Linked DNA regions of Homo sapiens: region 1 is linked to region 2. Evidence: read pairs that join two places in POLR2A ChIA-PET (ENCODE). Cell type or tissue: Caco-2. All regions are shown on one strand. Each heading gives the region's core, and the rest is flanking DNA. Links, peaks and the distances in the headings are about the cores only. Region 1 has its middle 53 kb from the start of BCOR. Region 2 has its middle 36 kb from the start of LINC03099.

Region 1 (2,899 bases), core at 229-2,728, 150 kb before region 2:
AACACAACCAGCTCTTCTAAAAAGACAGGAACGGCAAGTTCAGCCAAGCTGAGCCCAGCGCCAGGGGAAGTGAGGAGTAGTGGATGCATCTCAGCTTCCTGATATGCTTAACTGCGCCATTCCCAGGTCAAGCTAAAGGGAAGCCAAAGGAATGGTGTGCCCCTAGGCTCTACTAGCTTTGAGATGGGAGGGTGGGGAGGTACGGTTTGTTTCCAAGCAGGGTACCAGCCAGGTGCGCGGAGTTGCTTTTTTTCCTTGTTATTTGCACTTAGGTTTGGTTCGAGTCTGAGTCTTACATGCAGGCTCTCAACTCTTCCCACCATGATGGCTCCTTCCTGGGCCTCATGACATCCATCACCATAGGCCCCATGGGGAGCTCTTGGCATAAGCTTTCAGAGAGATGGAACAGGAATCCCAATGGCTCCGAATATGCTTTGCACAGTAAAAGAAATGTGAATGCATGATACCAGGCTCTGAGCTGCAATCTTCTGAGGCACTCTGAGCCTTCAGAACAGAAATCCTCAGGCCGTGTGACCCGCCTAAAGGCCTGGTGATGGCTGAGTGGTGACAGAGGAAAGGGGACGAGAAGGAGACTGGGACATCGAAGCATTCCTGCTCCAGAGCCAGAATCCAGATTGTCCGTTAAACAGCCAGGAGAAGAGCAAGCTCCCAGGATGCATAATTATCTTTTCAGGCCTGAAGAGGAACATGTATTACTCTCTTCTTTATCAAAACATAGAAATATACCTTACCCTAAACAGAAACAAGGTTCTCACAGACTGATGGGGTAGGAGTGAAGGAGAATAAACATCTTTGAGAGGATTCAGTTTTTTTCCACTACGGAAAGGGAAGAGAAACTGACAGTGGGAAACACACTTAGGTTATCTGATTGGAAAGGCCTGGGGGATTTTAGATGCCAAAAACTGTGTGAACTTGACCTAGTGAAATGTCATCTTAGACACCAAATTATAATAATAATTTTATGGATTCATTTTTATCATAGTTTAAATCAATAAGGATTGAGTTGGAAATCTTGCTCTAGTTATAAATAGATGGAGAGAACACCTCAGGAAAACTCCAAAGTAGTAATTTGGGTAAAAGTTAGAAGCGGAGGAAAGAGGTGGAAAATGACAGTTAATGAGCCTGTGGCCTCCACTCTTTGTTACCTAACAGTTGTCAGAGAACCATCAAAGGGAGGGAACAGGCGCCCTTCTCAGAACCATCACAGGAAAAGCAGACATTCTCTGGCTGCTGCAGATCCCCCCGGTGGTGGTTCCTACACCCAGCCTCCTGGGAGTTTGCCTATGTGTATTTATGTGTTTCCGGGCTGGGGAGTGTAGCTACTTTCACAAGATTGGGCCCTGAGCCTGTGAAACCCACTAGCGAAAGTTCTACCACGAGGAAAAGCCATTCTAAGGCAATGCTGGAGACCAGGAACTGCTCTGCCATCATCAACAATATCTTCATGATTCCTGCACTAGCAAACTGCTTCACATCTTCCCACCTCAACCATGGGGCCGAGCTCTGGGCCTCTTACAGATCCATACAGGCGGGACCTTTTGCAGCTAGCACAGATGTGTGGTTAAGGCATGAGACAGCTGGCCAAGGGGAAAGGAGGCTAAGGCTGGGGATGGCTGGGAAGGACCAAGGCCCAGGAGGGCCTCCTGGTACAAGCATAGAACTGACCCAGCATGGGGGAGTTGTACCTCCAGAACCCACTAAGGGTGGCACTTCCCCCCTGGACCCACCAGGTACTCCAAACCAAGAGGAAAAGCATCCTTGTGGCATGTGGGTGGATTAGGCCCAAGGCGCAGGTGAGCTCTGCTGCAGAAGGAACCTACACACCAAGTCCCAAATGCCCAAGTGCTGACAGGGATTGGGGCAAGCAGGAGGGAGGGGGGATCTTTCTGCCTCCCATCACCTCACCCTTCTGTAATGTTTTCCTGGAATGAACAGAAGTCGCCAGCAGAGTTGTTCCTGGAGCCCCTCCCTCCGGGACTGTCACTACCTCCTGGTGTAAGACAGGGAGGACCATGGCCTTCTGCCGGGAGGATCCTCTGGCTAGTACCCGAGCCTTGGATTCTGGCACGAAGCCTCACAGTTCCGATAAGGCTTTACCTCCCTTCCCACGTCTCGAAGAAAAACACCCCCTGGAACTGCTGGGGTGAACTCGGAGCCTGAGGCCAGGGTCAGCGGGGGGACGGGTCCCCACCACCACCAAGTTGCCGGCAGAGGTAACAGCTGTGGAAGGGGGAGGGGAGCGACAGGCAGCCACGACTGAACGGTTGCGATCTAGAAAATTCAACAAGAGGCCGCAGCGGTGGCGGCGGCGGCGGCTCCAATTAGCTGAGCCAACTGGGGAGGCAGAGAGCGAGACGGCGGCCCCGCCGATCGTGTCCCGGGCGAGCAGGCAGGCGGGGGCGCGGGGCCTCGAGCTGCCCCGGCGGCCCTCGCTCGGCCCCTCCCGTGGGTTCTCGGAGCGCGCCTGGTGTTTACACACTGTCCTTTCGACGTGAGATCAAGTTTCAGGCCGCGCTGGAGGCGCCAGGGGCCGGCCACAGGCCCAGGAGAGGGGAAGAGGTGGAGCGGGATCTAAGGCAGCGCTGCGCCGACGAGAAGGCCTGGCGCTCGTGGGCACAGCTAGTGCAGCGGTCCCCACGGGGTGGGGTGGAGAGAAGTTCACTGGGCACGGTGGGTAGGGGTTGGTGGGGTTGCAGGGGGGTATCCGGAGAGAGAAACACCTCCAAGTCACTAGAGTATTTGTCTTTCGCTCACTCGGGCCGGGGAATTTAGTCCTGCAAGGGGACAGGCGGCGGCGGGGATATGCTCAGAACCCAGGCGCTTCGACAGCCCTGAGCGCCCCTTGTGCGCTCTTCACCCCTCCCCACCCCGTCCCTTT
Region 2 (2,899 bases), core at 100-2,599:
GGTGACTACCATACCAACCCCAAACTGCCCACCTCTGGACTTCATTTTATCAGACATTAAACCTCAGATTTGGCTGGGTGTGGTGGCTCACGCCTGTATTCCCAGCACTTTGGGAGGCCGAGGCGGGTGGATTGCTTGAGGTCAGGAGTTCGAGACCAGCCTGGTCAACATGGTGAAACCCCGTGTCTACTAAAAATAATAATAATTAAAAAAATTAGCTAGGCATGGTAGCGCATGCCTGTAGTCCCAGCTACTCGAGAGGCTGAGGCAGGAGAATCGCTTGAACCTGGGAGGTGGAGGTTGCAGTGAGCCGAGACTGCGCCACTGCACTCCAGCCTGGGTGACAGAGCAAGACTCCTTCTCAAAAAAACAAAACAAAACAAAACAAAACAAAACCCCCCTCAGATTTGTGTAAGCCTCTGTAGTTAGGTCTCTGTTATTAGCACCTGAACTCAAGTGCTAATTCATTTCCATGCCAGTCCTCAATGCCCATGTCTCCTCAGGGCTGGTCCAGAGTCAGGGATGCAGATGGAAAAGGAAGCTTCATTTGGTGAGCACCTTCCATGGGCTCGATGTGTTTTGTCAGCTAATCCTGAAAACCATTCTGGCCATCAGTGTTGCTCTCCTCAGTTTGACAGGTGAGAAAACTGGTCTGAGAGGTTACATGGCTTGACAGTGGGGAGGAAGGAGCAACCTGCTCCACCACAACTGAGGTCCCCTTCGTGTCCCTGGAGGAGTGCCCTGGGTGACCCTCTGAGGCTGGGCATTGTTGGCTTGGACTGATCCTCATTGGCACCCAAGTGGACTTCTGTCTGTCCAGAAAATTAGGGGAGATGAGTGTCAGAAAAGAGCCTTTATAAATCTCCTGTCTTTCCTCATTCTTACTCATGAGAGAAAACTCCAGAAAACTTCAATGAGGATAGGGGCCAGAGGGTAGGGAGGAGCTGTGAGGCAGGCAGGCAGGCAGTCTTCTGCCCTTTGTGCTCAGAGAATCACAAATCCCTCGGCAGAGGAGGAGGAGGAAGGGACCCATCTCTGAGGCAGGGGCCTCTGAGGGGCCTGAGAAGGTGTTCAGGCTTTGAAGGCTTGGAGGCTGCGGTGTCCTCGGCCTGGAACACTTGTTCCCCGTGAAACCTGAAAGTCCACCTTCTCCCTGACCTCTAAGGGCAGCTGCAGCAGGAAGATAATTTTCTGGGGCAGATTTATTATCTCAAAGGTCACTAGTAAGCACCGGTGAGCCCAGCTCCTGGAAGACAGGTCCTCCCGCCGCTCTGCCTGACTCACTTCCATTTCTAGTACATTTTGAGGAGAGGGAGAATTTTCCAGAAGCCCGAATTCTTCCTTTAGATCTCCCTGAGTTCCACATTTCCAGCTTTCCTGTTCAGGGGCCAGGGCCTCTCTTTCCTCCCCCTCTCCATCTGCCCAGGAACTTGCAGAGGTGAAGCCCAGCCCCGACACCCCTGCAGAGCGCAGCCCTGACACCCCTGCAGAGCGCAGCCCCGAGCAGGAGAGAGGAGCAATGGATTTCTCAGCACTGGAGAAAGAGCGAGGCAGACGCAGGGCAGGAGCACAGGCTGGAGGCTCAGAGGACCTCCTCAGGGCCCTGGCTGCCTCTAACAGCCTCTCCCTGTCCCTGACTCCCCTCGGAAAATGTGACCGGCCAGGCCCTCCGGACAAGCCCCCGACGCGCCTCCCCCTTCACAGGCTCTCAGGCGGAGGAGATGGAAAGCAGACCCTCCCGAATGTTTAACTTCAGCGGAGATGATAATAACTTTCCCATGGACGCAACTGTATCCTTTCCCTGTGTTCCTTCGGGGATCCCGAAACTCCATACGGTTCTCATTTGCAGCTCGTTCCTGAGGAGGCCTCATTTCCTCGCCACACACCCCTGATGTGGTCAGGGTCTCCCTCCCACAGCCCGGGCGGGGGCGGGGCGCGGGTGGGGGAGGGAGCTTCCCTGAGCTTTTCTCTAACGCCTGCCCCCACCCCACTTTGCCAGCCCTGGCCTCCCCGATCCCTCCCTTAGCCTCTGCCCTTTCCCTACCACGGCCCCCAGCTCCAACACCTCAGGCCTTTCAGCTCCTGCTCTCCACGGCCAGGGACCGCGGTCAGGGCTGGGGCTGTTCCCTAGGCAGAAGTGTCCTTTCTAGAATTTTCTAGCACCCAGCCCGATGGGCATGTGGAATGACTCCAGGGGTCACCATTAGCATTGTATCCTATGTGAATGGCGCCTCCTGGAGTTATAAGACGAATGGTTCCCCTGCTAGGTCCTAAAAGGAGAGTCGCTTCCCAGCCCCTTTCCAGCCAGGAAAAGACCCCAGCGGCTTTTTCCCACACCTCAACCCCCTCTTGCCAGCCAGCTCTGCTCCTTAAGCTACTCCCACCGCACCCCTCTCATAACTTTGATTTGCAGGAAGCCAAGAGGAGTCCGAAGAGGAAAGAAAAAACAGGAGACTCTCACTTTGCCTAGCACTTTGGTTTGGTTGATATTAACACTTTCACATTTACTGTACCTTTCAAGCTTCAAAACACCCCTGTCGGGGGCTTTGGGGAGGAGGTTTGTTATCACATTTGACAAAAGAAATGAGCAAGCAGAGACCCAGAGAGCATTAGAGGAAGAGCCTGGGTCCATTAGGTCCTGTTTCTGCCCCTCCATTTCAGAGGTCAGGAGGCAGGAAAGGAGGAAACGGAAGGTGAAGTCTCCTGCTCCAGCATATGTCAGCTGTGTAACCGCGCATGAGTCACGTAACCGCTCCGTGCCTCGGTCTCTTCATCTGTAAAATGGGCACGATGATAGCATAGCTCTGGGTTAATAAAGGGGAAGTATTAAGAACAGTGCCAGGCATGAAGTAAATGCTATTACTGTTCTTGCTGCTGATATTATGAGATGTGAATGAAA

Evidence for each region. ChIA-PET counts read pairs that join two places held together with the same protein. Peaks named below come from ENCODE experiments on the same cell type or tissue, not always from the same donor. Only the 100,000 strongest peaks of a DNase experiment are listed, where the experiment ranks them.
Region 1: POLR2A ChIA-PET joins it to region 2 with 12 read pairs; 2 of 35 experiments call an interaction of 5 or more read pairs at or near these places.

Annotation. Positions count from the first base shown.
Region 1 is chrX:40,149,406-40,152,304 of GRCh38, forward strand. It overlaps a transcript of BCOR not described here. Among named protein-coding and RNA genes, the nearest start is that of BCOR, 53 kb to the left of the region's middle. In Caco-2, for the core only: no CTCF peak of the experiment used is centred there; no DNase peak of the experiment used is centred there.
Region 2 is chrX:40,297,178-40,300,076 of GRCh38, forward strand. No RefSeq gene overlaps it. Among named protein-coding and RNA genes, the nearest start is that of LINC03099, 36 kb to the left of the region's middle. In Caco-2, for the core only: a CTCF peak has its summit at 2,231; DNase peaks (open chromatin) are centred at 1,094 and 2,084; H3K4me3 peaks cover 308 bases.